Linked DNA regions of Homo sapiens: region 2 is linked to region 1. Evidence: chromatin loops called from intact Hi-C (ENCODE). Cell type or tissue: PC-9. All regions are shown on one strand.

The links. Peaks named below come from ENCODE experiments on the same cell type or tissue, not always from the same donor. Only the 100,000 strongest peaks of a DNase experiment are listed, where the experiment ranks them.
Region 2: a loop joins it to region 1, with 10 times the contacts of the local background. A loop is called at or near these places in 8 of 110 quality-filtered maps.

Annotation. Positions count from the first base shown.
Region 1 is chr10:26,722,517-26,730,516 of GRCh38, forward strand. It overlaps PDSS1 (decaprenyl diphosphate synthase subunit 1), which reads left to right. Exons shown (of 12, transcript NM_014317.5): 7 at 1,290-1,401; 8 at 1,498-1,607. Among named protein-coding and RNA genes, the nearest start is that of PDSS1, 29 kb to the left of the region's middle. In PC-9, CTCF peaks have their summits at 3,782 (motif pointing right) and 3,982; no DNase peak of the experiment used is centred here.
Region 2 is chr10:27,356,361-27,364,360 of GRCh38, forward strand. No RefSeq gene overlaps it. Among named protein-coding and RNA genes, the nearest start is that of LINC02673, 17 kb to the left of the region's middle. In PC-9, CTCF peaks have their summits at 34 (motif pointing left) and 4,404 (motif pointing left); no DNase peak of the experiment used is centred here.

The DNA.
Region 1 (8,000 bases):
CAACATGGTGAAACCCCATCTCTAGTAAAAATACAAAAATACCTGGGCGTGGTGGTGTACGCTTGTAGTCCCAGCTACTCATGAGGCTGAGGTGGGGGGATTGCTTGAACCCAGGAGGAAGAGTCTGCAGTGAGCCGAGGTCATGCCACTGTACTCAAGCCTGGGCAACAGAGCAAGACTCTTTCTCAAAAAAAAAAAAAAGAATGTAATATATATCTTTAAATATGCAAATTAATGTGATATATAGGGTGTATTTGGTTATAGCATATAATTCAACTATTTATGCAGTAGTTTATAACTAGTTGCTAATACAGTGTAGACATCCATCACAGTCTAAAGAAGACTGGAAATATGTTGATTGCTTAGTGTTCAATGGAAAAACTTTTTTTTTTTTTTGTCTAGGAATGAGGGGCAGTGTCACATAGTACAAAAAGCATTTCACTTGGAGCCAAAATTCTTTGGTTTAATTTTTATTGAAAATAACATGTATCGTGCCATGCTCTGGGGTGTGCTCAGTACTAGCTGAGATGATTCCTAGTCTGAGCTCCCACTCCACTCCACCCTCCCCACTGCCCTGGGAGCATAGAGACTAGAGCATCACTGACTGGTACGCAAGGTGTGATGGTCGCAGCATGCATGGGTGTTGTACACGCACAAAAGGGAGGCATCTGACCAGACTGAGGGATCGGGGGGAACTTCTTAGAGGTGGCATCTGAACCAATTATGCAAATAAGTCCACTCAGTGAAGAAGGGGGCAGAACTTTTTGAGCAGAAGGAACAGTAAGTGGAAAGGCACAAAGGAAGAATGAACATCCAGTGTAGTGAAACTGAAGGCAGCTGCATTTTGGTGGGGCTGGTGAGTGAAGCTGCTCTCCCTCTCCAGGCATTGATTTCTTCAGGTGTCAACTGGGGAGATGGACATGGTCATCTCTGAGAGCCAATACAGTTCAAGTACTGTCCCAAATCTGTAACCGATTATTAGAAACTGGGAAGAGTGACATGGTCATCTCTGAGAGCCAGTCCAGTTCAAACACTGTCCCAAATCTGTAACTGATTATTACGAACTGGGAAGTGACATGGTCATCTCTGAGAGCCAGTCCAGTTCAAACACTGTTCCAAATCTGTAACTGATTGTTACGGACTCCTGTTGAGGAAGAAGAAGGTAAAAAACCCTGCATCCAAGATGAGCCCCCACTTCCACGAAGCTCCCTTCCAGTCAGTTTCATCATTGGCTCTACTGCTCTGATGGATTTTTCAGAACGTTCTGTTTTCCCCCTGTCTTTTTCTAGGCTGTTCTTGCTGGAGATTTAATTCTTTCTGCAGCATCTATAGCTCTGGCACGAATTGGAAATACAACTGTTATATCTATTTTAACCCAAGTTATTGAAGATTTGGTGCGTGGTACGTTGATTCTGATTTTTCTTCTTTGTTATTCAACCCTGGTGTTTAGCCAGGCAATAAAGCCACCTCTCAAATGACTCCTTTCCTTCTTTATAGGTGAATTTCTTCAGCTCGGGTCAAAAGAAAATGAGAATGAAAGATTTGCACACTACCTTGAGAAGACATTCAAGAAGACCGCCAGCCTGATAGCCAACAGTTGTAAAGCAGTATGTACGTTCTGTCTTTCTTCAAGTTAAAGCCTCATAGCTCTTTTTTGGGAGCTAATTTTCCTAGAAAATATTTCGGTGAAGAATCTTAAAATAGTACCCAAAAATCCCAAGAGGTTAATGAGGAAAAGAATGACATCCCCAAACAATAGAGGACTTCTGCTGTGTTTTCATTTTTGCCATCTTCTTTTGGTATGCAGGCGTTGACTTTTCATCTTTTCTTCCCAAGAATTCAATCAAAATAAGCTTTCCCGCACCTTCCCCAATCTGATTGCCAAACTGTATCATTTTGAACAATTTATCATAATTTCTCTAATGATTGATATCACACACACTCTTTCTGACACTTCACCTTTTAGAAATGAAGTGCTCTGTTCTTTAATATAATATTTACTCAGGAAAAGATATCTGTTAGATTGTACTAGCATTCTATGAACTTTTTTTTGTTTTTTTGTTTTTTGTGTTTTTTTGAGACAGAGTCTTTTGCTGTGTGGCCCAGGCTACAAAGCAGTGGTGTGATCTTGGCTCACTACAACCTCCACCTCCCAGGTTCAGGCAATTCTCCTGCCTCAGCTTCCCTAGTAGCTGGGACCACAGGTGTGCGCCATCACACCCAGCTAATTTTTGTATTTTTCATAGGGATGGGGGTTTGCCATGTTGGCCGGGCTGGTCTCAAACTCCTGCCCTCAAGTGATCCACCCACCTTGGCCCTGCAAAGTACTGGGATTACAGGCATGAGCCATTGCACCTGGCCAATACATTGCACCTGGCCAATCCTTCTAATATTTTTACATGAAATATAAACAAGTCCTATTTCTTCAGAGTACAAATTGAGTATAAGCCATAACTGTTTTTCCCCTTGCTTTCTCCCTCCCTCCGCTGTGCATACACATGTATACATTTTTTTTTTAATGAGTAATACCTTTAATCCGTAGACAAATGTGTGGTATTCATCGTTAGTCCAAGAATGAAAAGCAGTCTCTCCATAGAATTGTTTATCTGCCCATCTCTAAGCCTGACAGATACACAGAGACAAAACCTGGACAAATGACATTCCCATGTAATTACAGCCACAAAATAAGGAAGACCTGTAAGGGTCGCATGTCAATTGCTGTCATGATAGACTCCTAACATAATTAACAGGTAAAGAGAGCTTTTGCTCAGACCTCTCAGATGAAAAAGTCTCTTGCTGTTAGTGTCTCTGTTTTGAAAAGTGTCAAGAAATGTATAATTGCAAGGCAGAAAAGAATGAGGACAATCTTTTCTTCCTAAAAAGACCTAATAGAAACTTTAAGGAATGTGAATTATGTAGAACATGCTAGCCACAGTCTCGACCACTTTTGTCTTTTTATTAAAAGGGCTATTATGTTTTTATTTCCAAGAAATTATGTGGGTTTTTTTTTTAAAGTGAGATGGAAGAAAGTATAGACACGAGATGCTAAATAAGAGAATAGCCTATTTTAAGTGGGTGCTCTAACACTTTTACAGTAATCCTTTACATATTATCATGCCCTTGATGGCCCAACTCTCCCTGAAGGTCAGGATCCATCCTCTTAACACATTAGGGTGCCTTAATATTACTTACTAATATTTATCCTTAAGAGGATGTGTTAAGTGAGGCTCATTGATAATTTCACAATTTGAGACTGCAAACTTAGAAGCATTAGCATGGTCAGGCAAGGTGGCTCACACCTGTAATCCCAGCATTTAGGGAGACTGAGGCGGAAGGTTTGCTTGTGACCAGAAGTTCAAGACCAACCTAGGCAACATAGCAAGATCCCCATCTCTACTTAAAAATAATGTTTAAAAAATAAAGTCTTAGAAGCATTAGTAGTAGTGAGACTATTGGAATTGGAAACACCAAGACTTACTGTCTGCACCATGCAGACATCCTGCAGGCACGGGGTGGGGCGGCACCAAATTGGAGCTAGCACAGAAATTCACTCAGTGATGGAAGCTTACAAAGGGTCCAAAGAAATGGACCTGAGTCATGATAGAGAGGTTTCCTTGTGGTCACTGTTTTCTGTTTAAGAAGCCAAAGATAATGCACAGGAATTCTTTTATAAAGATATGCACCTCATTCTTCAAAGATTAGCAGCTGAACGAACAGTGAACATGTTAACGTGGCTGGACCCTTATTAAAAATGAAATGTTTCATGCTGCCCACTAGGGGGCATGCTGGCATCGTCCCAGCACTACCTCCTTTTCATGTGGTTTATTCCTAAACTCCACAGCTCTTAGAATAATAAAGCAAAATGATAGTGTGAGCTATTTGAATAAAAGTTTCTATATTTAAGTGCCTATGGGTGGAAATATTCCAGAGGTGTTATGGATTCAAAATGGCTATTTTTACGTACTCTTGGTATTTAAAATGCAAAGCCATGCGAGCTCCAAATAAATGCATGCAAAGCAAATTAGACACACCAAAAAGAGGGGAGGAGGAGAACTGAAAGAGCAGAATTATTACAGAAGAAGAACTAATGGGATTGCAAAATGTATTGAGAATTGGAGGGAAACTTACAAGCTGCATTCTACTAAGGATACCATTTCTTCATCTCCCTTCCTTTTTTTAGTGAAAATAATATTAAAATCTAAGAGAGGGCTGTCTAGGGGGATTGTTTTGTGATTGACTGATATTAAAATAGAATCCATTTTAGGCCGGGCACGGTGGCTCACACCTGTAATCCTAACACTTTAGGAGGCCGAGGCGAGTGGATCACTTTAGTCCAGGATTTCAAGACCAGCCTGGCCAACATGGCAAAACCCCGTCTGTACTAAAAATACAAAAATTAGCCGGGCGTGGTGGTGCACGCCTGTAATGCCAGCTACTTGGGAAGCTGAGGCAGGAGAACCGCTTGAACCCGGGAGGTGGAGGTTGCAGTGAGCCAAGATCACTCCACTGCATTCCAGCCTGGGCAATAGAGCGAGAGTCTCTCAAAAAAAAAACAAACAAACCAGAATTCATGTTATTATCAAAAGATGACTTATTTATTTACATACTTACTCACTTGCAAAATACATTTTGTACTCATGCAAAATACATTTTGTAGTTTACTAATAAAGACAGTGGCTTGTTTCCCAGGAAATCTGGTGGAAATGAGACCTGAGAGGTCAGAGGGCCTGTCCAGTTGTTGTTAAGCCAGACAGTAGCTGAGTTGAGACTTGAACCCAGAGCTGGGTATGGTAATCCTGCCTTGTTTCTCTCTCTCTCTCTCTCTTTTTTTTTTTTTTTCTGAATTTCTATTTTCTCCAGGGCTGCTTGTGGCCTGGAATTAATGGGCTCTCTTCCTATTACTTGATTTTCAAAGCCTCAGAGTACCACTACAGAATTGCATATTGTGGGTCACATTAGCAGAACACTCTTTTTTTTTTTTTTTAATTCATTTTTTTGAGATGGAGTCTCGCTCTGTTGCCCAGGCTGGAGCGCAGTGGCATGATCTCAGCTCACTGCAACCTCCACCTCCCAGGTTCAAGTGATTCTCCCACCTCAGCCTCCCGAGTAGCTGGGATTACAGGTGCACACCACCACATGCCACACCTGGCCTCTTTTTTTTTTACAATATTCATATCTATCTATAGGCCTCATTCAGATCTTGCCAGTTGTGAACTGTTATAACGAAAGGGAAAACATATTTTTCTGTTCCAGCATCCAGTCCAGGATTTCACGTTGCATTTTGCTGTCATGACTCTGTAGTCTCTTGTCATCTAGAACAGTCTTTCTTTGCCTCTCATTACCTTGGTATTTGGAAGAGTGCAGGCCAGTTATGTTGTTGAGCCTCTCAGTCGGGCTTCTCTGATACTTCTCAAGATTCGATCCAGGTTATGAATATTTGGCAGGAATACCACAAGAGCGGTGCTGTCCTCAGCTCCTCATACCAGGAGGCGCGTGCTGTCTTGTCTGTCCCATTACTGGTGATGCATGCCTGGATCGCTTGATTAGGATACTGTCGGGCCGGGCACAGTGGCTCACGCCTGTAATCCCAGCACTTTGGAAGGCCGAGGTGGGCAGATTACCTGAGGTCAAGAGTTCAAGACCAGCCTGGCCAACATGGTAAAACCCCATCTCTACTAAAATTATAAAAAATTAGCTGGGCATGGTGGCGGGCACCTGTAATCTCAGCACTTTGGGAGGCCGAGGCAGGTAGATCACCTGAGGTCAAGAGTTTGACAAGCGTGGCCAACATAGTGAAACCATGTCTCTACTAAAAATACAAAAATTAGCCGGGCGTAGTGGCAGGCGCCTATAATCCCAGCTACTCTGGAGGCTGATACAGGAGAATTGCTTGAATCCGGGAGGCGGAGGTTGCAGTGAGCCGAGATTGCACCATTGCACTCAAGCCTGGGCAACAAGAGTGAAACTCCATCTCAAAAAAAAAAGATACTGTCTGCCAGGTTTCTTCAATCTAAAATTACTATTTTAACCTATTTTGGGCAAAGTATTTTCAGATTATGTAAATATTATTCTGATGGTTGTCAAATGGCTGTTTTTCTATTTTCATCATTTCTTCTATATCACTCTTCTACAAGAAAGTTGGTATCCTATTTTTTTTGTTATTATTATTTCATTCTCAAAAGAGCTGAAGAGTTGGTATTCCATTGTAAGGAAGCTCTTAACTGTATGGGCTCTTGGATTCTTATTTTATTCTGTATCTTTTTTTTTTTTTTTTTTTTTTGAGCCAGGGTATCACTCTGTCACCCACGCTGGAGTGCAGTGGTGCAATCTCAGCTCACTGCAACCTCCACCTCCCGGGCTCAGGTGATCCTCCCACCTCAGCCTCCTGAGTAGCTGGGATTACATGCGGCTGCCACCATACCCGGATGACTTTTTTGTATTTTTAGTAGAGACGGGGTTTTGCCATTTTGCCCAGGCTGGTCTCAAACTCCTGGCCTCAAGTGATCGCCCACCTCGGCCTCCCAAAGTGCTGGGATTATAGGCGTGAGTCACCGTGCCCAGCCATCTTATTTTATTCTGTAGATTATAACACTGTCATTATTTTAATACTCAATTATCCAACGTATGGCCAGTAGGGGAGGCCCTTTAACCTGGCTCTGTGTCCTCCATCATTTTTTCAGCACCCCATTTCTGGCAGGAGATATTCAGCCCTGTTATTCACTGTTCTCCAAGGAGCCCACATTCCTTTTGGTGGAAAATGGTGTTAAGAAACCAGAATTTGAGTACTGGGTGTCATCGTTTCTAGACCCACTCAATGGACAGAGCTAGGAAATACATGTATGTATTATATGTAATGTAGGTAGATACGTGTATATCTTTCTGTACCCATCCATACTTATTCAAAACCACGAGGTATCAAACAGATAGTTCCAAATCCATCTAACACCACAGGATTTGTGGTTTATTCCAGGATTCCATCTTTCCATATTTGTAACCCCCTTCCCAAACAGTGAGAGACCTGGCTCCTCTTCTCCGCGGTGTATTTATTTGCACAATCTGAGAATATACCATAGGAGTTTACAAATTCATGACTCATATCTCTGTGAAAAACAAACCCAGTAGCTAGAATTCAGTATTTATCATTCCTTTTGTCTTGGGCCTGAGGATAATAGAATCAAAGCACTGTTCAAAAGTTACCTTTCTCTACGTATCAGTGTGGTTGTGTTATTATTTGGAATATATTAACCCATTTATGCCTAGTGTTCCATTATTGGAATGCTAAGCTTGTGGAGTTATTTCTATCCTACTGCTCAAGGTCATTACCAAGGTCTGATTTTTCACAAAACAAATTTGCAACCTCCAGCATAAATGGGTTAATAGTTGGTTCCTTTTTTTTTTTTTTTTTTTTTTTTTTGAGACGGAGTCTTGCTCTTTCGCCCAGGCCGGAGTGCAGTGGCACTATCTCAGCTCACTGCAAGCTCTGCCTCCCGGGTTCACGCCATTCTCCTGCCTCAGCCTCCCGAGTAGCTGGGACTACAGGTGCCCGCTACCACGCCCGGCTAATTTTTTGTATTTTTAGTAGAGATGGGGTTTCATGGTGTTAGCCAGGATGGTCTCGATCTCCTGACCTCGTGATCCGCCCACCTCGGCCTCCCAAAGTGCTGGGATTACAGGTGTGAGCCACCGCGCCCAGCCTAGTTGGATTCATTTTTATTCCACTTTAGGGATTCCCTCTCATTCTTGCTGATTTCGTGTTTTGGTTTTGAGCGTTTTGTTATTGTTGCTGTTGTTTTGAATGTTTGAAACAACGTGGCTGGGCACAGTGTCTCATGCCTGTAATCCTAGCACTTTGGGAGGCCAAGGCAGATGGATTGCTTGAGCCCAGGAGTTTGAGACCAGCCTGGGCAACATGGCGAAACCTCTGTCTACAAGGAATACAAAAATTAGCTGGGTGTGGTAGTGCACACCTGAAGTCCCAGCTACCTGGGAGGCTGAGGTGG
Region 2 (8,000 bases), 630 kb after region 1:
CCAGTGGCCATTGCCCTCTAGTGGAAAAGCTGCCCACACCTCCAGAACCTCTCAATGAGGCTAGGCACCCATGTTTTGAGTACATAAGGTGGTTGCATCCAATGGTGTCCCACATGCGGTGGGTGAAGAAGAGGCTTTCCTGGGAGAAGAGAAAATGCTGGGTCTGAGCTTGCAGAATGTGCTGGGGGCAGTGCAGTTGTGGGGGGTTATGGTGGTACATGGCCAGAGGGGCGTAGGAGGACTGGGTGGGGTGCCCCTGAGAGCTTCTGGATGCCTAAGCCTACGCAAACTGAGAAAGCCTGTTAGAACAGGGTCTCACGGGCCTGAGGAATACCTGGGTGAAAGGCAGTAGGACAGCCATGAGCCTGAGACCTGACACTAGTGTGAGCAGCAGGGAAATAGGGGTCCGGCTTAACAAAACCCCCTGGACTGCAATACAGGTGGTTGACAAGGAAGAACAGTTCAGTGGCAGACTGCTGGGCACTGCCTTCCCAGATGGATGAAGATGAGTAATGCCTGTCCCCAAGCCAGGGCCCAGCTTGTGGTTGAGGCTGTCCATTGTGGTGGATTCAAGTGCGCTTGCTCAAGTAGGGATGCTACCGACAACCCTCAGGACTTGGGCCGCGAACACTGTTAGCTTCCTGGCTGGCTTGCGCTTGCCAAAACAAGGCTGGAAAATGCATGGCTGCACAAGCTGAAAAAATGAATGATCTCTTCTGTTATTAGACCTTCAGAGAGACGGTGACCGGGTGGAACTTGAATGGAAGAACACCTAATGTGATCAGCTATCGTAGGCTTTGGACGCTCCCATTCATGCCAACACAGCTGGTCAGCACTCCCTGTTGATCTCCAAAACTCTGAGTGCAAGCTGGCCCAAACACCAAGGGAAATAATGTCTCTGATCTGGACGTCCAGCGTGAAGCTGCGTCTTCTCACGTGACCAGACGATCAACACTCAGTGGGTCTCAGTGTTTTAAAATCACTGATCTGCAGAAACAGTGCAGCCCAGTCTGCTAGTCTGAAATGTCTCATACATACAGGGCACCACCTATGATATAACTAGAAATAAATATACTCGCACACATAAATGTGTTTACATTTAAAGGTATTCTGAGGTGCCCTTCTTTATGACAGTACAACCCAGAAAGTGTGTAGCATGTAAACATGTGTATCAACAAATAAATTGAAATATACATGTGTCGACGTAGATCTTTGCTGCACTCTCCACCAGTCTACCTTGGTGTTTCTCCATGCAGGTGATTACAAAACATAAAATATACATATTCTTATGAAGGAATAAATTTGAATATTTGGTATAATTATATAGATTTATATATAAATAGATATATTTAAAATAAATATATAAATACAAACAATATATTTAAAATAAGCATGTAAATACAAACACCTATGTATAAAATAATCATTATCCAAAACTCACTGAAAAACCCACATGTGCTACAAACAGATGTACCTGCGTGAATATTAGGGGCCATTGGTCCCCTGGGGCCTTCATGCCACCTACTAGCAGCCTAGGAAACCCTAAGGCCAGCAGGAGTCCTTTCCTGCCAGGTCCATGTCACTGGTCGTGGATGGGAAACACCTGGCCATTGCCCTTTAACAAGAGGCAGTCCAAGGGCCATCACCCTCCATTGAGAAAAATGGGCAGTTTCCCAGAACTTGTGCATCAGGTTAGCTGGGCTTCTTTGGAACACTTCAGGTGTGGGCAATATGATTAGTTTGGTGAGGAGAGAAGAGGCTTTCCATGGAGAGAAAGAAGGGTCTGACCCTCAGGATGCACTGGGAGCGGAGAAAGGCAGGTGCAGTAAGATGGCGCAGGGTGGAGGGACAGGCAGGCCACAGTGAGACTGCACCGAGTGCCTTTGAGAGCAAGTGCCTTGGGGACCAAGAGCAGCAGCGTGACTTCCCCCAAACACCGAGGGAAGCAATGGTCCTGACGCCCAAAGTCAAATGCACAGCTGCATCTTCCCTCTGGGCCAGAGAATCAACACTGGATGGGGCCTGAGCTTTGGGAATCACTGATCTGGAGGAACAGGGAGCCCCAGGCTGTCGATCTGGAGTGTTTCACACATGCAGGGCCCCAGCTAAGACATAGCGAGAAATAGATATATCCACACACAGAAATGTGTGTTTGTTAAAGATAGAAGGGCATGTGTGACATGTGAATATATGTGTCAGCATATAAATAAAGATTCATATATATACATATATATATTCATACAGGAAACTGTGTAGTGCTTTCTGCCTGTCCATGGTGGTGTTTCTCCATTTAGGCAAGAAGAAAACCTATCTCCCTATGTATCTATCTATCTATCTATCTATCTATCTATCTATCTATCTATCCATCCACACACATAAATACAGACATATTTATATACATAAGTGAATGTAAATATTCTGTGTAATTATCTATATTTATATATAGAAAAACGTGAACAAATATATAAATATAGGTATATATGTACAAGTCTCTATGTATAAAATAAACATAACCCAAACATGTCACCCCAAGTCCACACAGATGCACTTGCACTTATACTAGAAGCCGTTGGGCCCCCTTACTGCAGACTGGCAGTGGAGTGAACAAAAGGCCTGAAGCCTCCTTTCTGCCAGTTCCGTGTGAGCCTCCACAAATGACAAACACCTGAACATGGCCCTTTGACCAGATCCAGTCAAGGGCCATCGTCTTCTAGTGGGAAAGCTGCCCACTTATGCAGAAGCTGTCAGTCAGGACAGGGCCTCCTCTTTTGATAGTTGAGGTGGGGACATAGAGAGGCGTCTCAGTTTGGGTGGAGGCAGGGGAGGCTTTCCAGGAGGATGAAAACAGGCTAGGTCTGAACACACAGGAGGCACTGGGTGCAGCGTGAATCTGGGTGGGGTAAAGGGCTCTTGGGCCAGAGGGACAGCGAGGCCAGGACAGGATGGCTCTGAGTGCTCCTGAGAGCATTTGGGGAACAGGAAAGTGACCCCCAATTTATTCTGAAGACTGCACAGACCTGCATGAGCCTGTTACCACAGGCCCCAGCTGCATCTCGAGAAACCAGGGCAGACCCGGAGAACACTTGGATTAAAGACACCTGAGAGGGAGGCCAAGGCGGGCGGATCACTTGAGGTCAGGAGTTCGAGACCAGCCTGGCCAACGTGGGGAAAACCCATCTCTACTAAAACTATAAAAAAACTAGCGGGGCATGGTGGTGGGTGCCTGTAATCCCAGCTACTCAGGAGGCTGAGGCAGAAGAATCACTTGAACCTGGAAGGCGGAGGTTGCAGCGGGACAAGATCGCACCACTATATCCAGCCTGAGCGACAGAGCGAGACTCCATCTAAAATAATAATTAAAAAAAAAAAAAGACACCTGGGAGCCTATGGGCTCGAGGCTTCGTCCAAAACTTAGAGAATCATGGAAACGGGTCTGGCTTGACAAAACTTTCTGGTCCACAGTGTAGGTGGCAAACGAGGAAAACCAGGTCAGAGGTAGATGCTAGATATGGCCATCCACAGGGGATGGATGATGCCTTTCAGAGAATTCGGGTCCAGCTTGTGGGTGACGCAGGTCCATCCCAGGAGGCTGAACTGCACGCGCACAAGTGGGGAGTCCCCAGGGAGCCCTGAGGTTCCGGGCCTGGCATCTGGCCTTGGGACAGCAGCAGTGCTAGCTTTCTGCACAGACTTCGGGTCGCCAAGTCTAGGCTGAAAAATGTATCGCCTTACACCCAAAAGAAAGCCCTATCTCTTCTGTTTTTTGAAGCTCAGGGAGGTAGCAACCAGATGGAACAGCTGTGCCTTCCACTCTCCCAGAAGGTAAACAATTGGTGGGGCTCAGTGTGTGGAAACTGCTGCTCTGGAGAATGGAGCAGTGCGGTCTGCCGGTCTGGAGTGCTTCACACATACAGGGCACCAGCTAAGGCATAACTCAAATAAACACATACACAAATCCATGTCTATATTTTTAATATACGAAGAAATAGATAACATATATAAATATTTGCATCAACATATACATAAATACAAATTAAAACATAGATATTTATGCATGGAACTTTTTAGAGCTCTTTCCCTTTGTGGTGCTGTGCCTCCAGGCAGGAACAAGAAAGCCTACATATGTAAATTAATACGTAAAAACATGTATTACTTAGTAAACATACATAACCACATAGATTTATATACAAATATGGATGTATGTATGTACATATATTCATATATAAATATTTGTATGTATGTATATTCATATATAAATTATACACCCCCAAGCATGTGGGCATACACACACACACACACACACATAAACTGTACATAACCCAAAAATCTCACACAAAGACACACACCCTCCCACACACAGATGCACGTACTTTTACACTCCTGGCTGTTGGGCAATGCTGCCACCTACTGGCAGGGAGCCAAAAAGCCACATTACATGGCCCCTTTGCAGATGGTAAACACCCACTGTTTTTGAGGCCTACCGATAGTGCTTTGTTTGTATGTATGTATGTATATATGTGCACATATATATATTTCATATAGAATATACAGTTAATATAGCTATATTACATCATGATGAAATTGAGTGTAATCTCTATAATAGAGAAAAATATATACATCTATAAATATAAATGTATAAAACAAACACAGCCAGAAAATAAACACACACAAACAAAAAACAGATGCAAATACATTTATACTAGGGATCATTGGGCCCTCTTGCCACCTGCAAATATATTTATGTGAAATCGTTTGTAAAAGCTATGATATATAGTTAGAAATATATATACATATATAAATATAAATGTATACAATAAATACAACCCTGTTTTATGCAAAAAATCTCCAAGTAAAGGGCATCTAAATTTAGTAAACTTTGCTGTGCAATAAATGTTGCAAATAAGATCTTTGAAAATGTCCTCCATGGCTTCTTCTCTGGGGAATATTCCCAGGATGTGATGGTTGGGACATAAAGTATACGCATAATTATTTTCACTAAGTGCGAAGAAAATCTCCAAGTGTGTCTGAATCTTTGAGATAAAGCATGAACATGTCCACCTACATTTCCACTAATTATGGCATAATCCAAATTTCTAAAATTAATAAATTGATATAAAGTGCTCTTTTGTGTCATTTATCTCATGACTAATTTTTCTGAGTTCCCCTTCACATATTTTTAACTATTAAAGTTTTTCCTACTTTGAATTACCTATTCATATGCTTCTCGGTGTTCTGTTGGATTTCCCAAGTCTTTTCTTGTTAATGTAAAATAGTTTCTTAAAAAGGAATCATTACAATTATGGAATGAAGTGTTTTGTGTGTCTAAGAATCCTAGTTTCTTCCGGGTATTTTTTTCTCCCATTTTTTCTTAGTAACTACAGCCCCACATATTCAGTTGCTAACATCATCATCCATGTAGATACTACACTTCTTAGCCTCCCTTGCAGGTCAGTGTGGCCATGGAACTAAAGTCAGGAAAGTGAGGTAGAGGCGGAATTGTTTGTCTGTGACTTCCAGGGACTTTCCTTATGGGAGGAGGTCTTTTGTTTTTTCTACTCCTTTTTCATGACTGTAGCTTGGGATGCAGTTGTGTTTCCTGGAGCTCCAGCAGTCGTATGTGACTATGAGGAAGTGAGCTGTGCCCTGGGCACAGCTGGGGAGTGCGGAATTTTGATGGCTCATGAAGCGGAGCTGCCACAGCAAACCTGGATGGCCAAGCCTCTGCCTGATTTTACATGAGCAAGAAGTATGCTAACTTCTCTAAGGGACTGTTATTTTGGGGATTCTCTGTCACCTTCAATTGAACCTTATTCTATGTAAGAGAGGCTACATATAGATCTACTCCATAAACACTGATCATAGAGAAGGATCATGGATGACACAGGCAATGTGGCTTTGCCATCATGAATCGGTCAAGATTATTCCATTTTCACTTCTGGGTACCTTGAATGTGGTGTTTGACACGTGTTTCTTTTTCCCTTATCACAATTTTAGCTCATTTAACGACTGCTGGGCTAACCATGGCACATTCTTTTTCTGCATGTATCATACATCAAGGTTCATGTCACTGTGTGATATCAGTGTCATTGTGACATCTGTAAGAGGATACAGGAGCAACAGTGCAACAGAGTCACCTCTTGCAGCTGATGTATTCCCTTAGGTTTAAGTGAACAGGAAAGTAGACAGATTGGCAACAGGGAGCTCAAAAACAGTCTGTCAGATGAGGTCACAGAAACTATGTGCAAATTTAATACAATTAGTTTGGTGAGGAGAGAAGAGGCTTTCGTGGAGAGAGAGAAGGATCTGAGCTCTCAGGATGCACTGGGAGCAGAGAAAGGCAGGTGCAGTAAGATGGCGCAGCTCTGTCCTCAGCTGCATGTGCCTCTGCACAACAGGTTTCTATTCGGGAAGGGCAGCGTAGTTCTTCTCACATTTTTCCCCTTTGTTTTCTCCCAGGCTTCAGGGTAAAGCAGAAGATTCATGAGAGGGTGTCTGCAGGCTGGTCCTAAAGTGCTTTTCTCCACAGGAATGTCACCTGGGCACTGCAGCCAGGGGTCCCAGGTGCCACTGAGTAGGGCTGCATTCCCATCTTCAGTGAGGGAGAGCTGAGAGAAGGCAGGCAGGATTCACACTTCCCTCACCCACTTGCTTAAGCAATACATTAAAGGTTCAAACTAAAAGAAACCTGAGATCTTACAGAAGCATTTAGAACCATGTATAAAGTGTGGATCACTTTTAAATATTTGAAAATGCACACAAACCACATGAAGCTACTTCAGGTGAAGGATTTCTGGCTAAATGGACTTGACAAGATTCTTGCTGAATGCAAGCTGGGGTGATAAGATAATCACTGGGGAAATGGTGGGGAATAAGGAATTGGATCAGATATCAAGGGTGGGAGATTCTGGCAAAACCAACTTGGCAGGAGTCTTGCTAAAACTGGGCTCTGGAGAACACTCTAAGGATGAGGCCTAGTCAAAAAAGAGCTCAGAGAAGCCTGTCTAGAGTTTTGTTAGGGACAGCCTCTTTGTCGTTGTTTGTATACATACACAGATACACAAATAAATACACATATATAAATACAATTAGTTTATTCCAGTTGATATACTTATTTAAAGTTGCATTGGTTTTTGAGTACCGCAAATTTACCAGCTTAAAACAACACAAATGAATTATCTCATAGTTCTGTGGGTCAGGAATCTGGGCACAGGTTGGCTGGGCCCTCTGCTCGGGGTGGCGTCTCATTTCAGAATTCAGATCATCTTTCAAGCCATGTAACTAGGTAAGTGGAGGCTCCTGATGAAATGTCCTACAGGGGCATGGATTAGGAGAAACCCCATGAGCTTTAAACCCTGAGAGTCAAGGCTAGATTCATTCCCAAAGAGCATACTTAAAGAGTGGAAGAGGCACTTTCAGAAGAGGCTGTGGGACAGAAACCAAAAAAGGCAGTCTTTGTTGTTGCCAATAACAACAGAAATGTCATTTGCCCCATCAGTACCTTGAAATAACGCAAGATAACAACCTCCTTTTGTCTAAGTCCTAGAAACGTCATAACTTGCTTGTCCTGCACAGTCTGGGTTTATAGCTCTTGAACCACCCCCTGTCCATTTGGCATTGGCATGAATAGTGATGTTTTCTCATTTAAAATAAAATAAAATATTTAACTGCTGCCTTAAAAATACTCTAGGATGGATTTTAATACTGTTCCCTTTTCACTTCTGGCTTCTGCCCCTCTTTCCAAACTGACCTAGCATCTCAGTGTCACTGGCCTCACGAAGGGTGCCTGTGGCTGTAATGAGGTTGTGCACTGACACCGATGCCTGGGATAGCAGAATCCTTCCACGCCTGGGTGGAGGTGGGAGAGTCAGCTGCTGTCCCTGGTGCTCCCACAGCTCGACCTCAGCTCACCTCGGCTGCTTGAGCCACAGTCCTTGCTAGGGCCTGGAGATGCACAAGGCCAGGTGGAATGGTCAGAGGGACACCCGCGAAACTACAGGTTA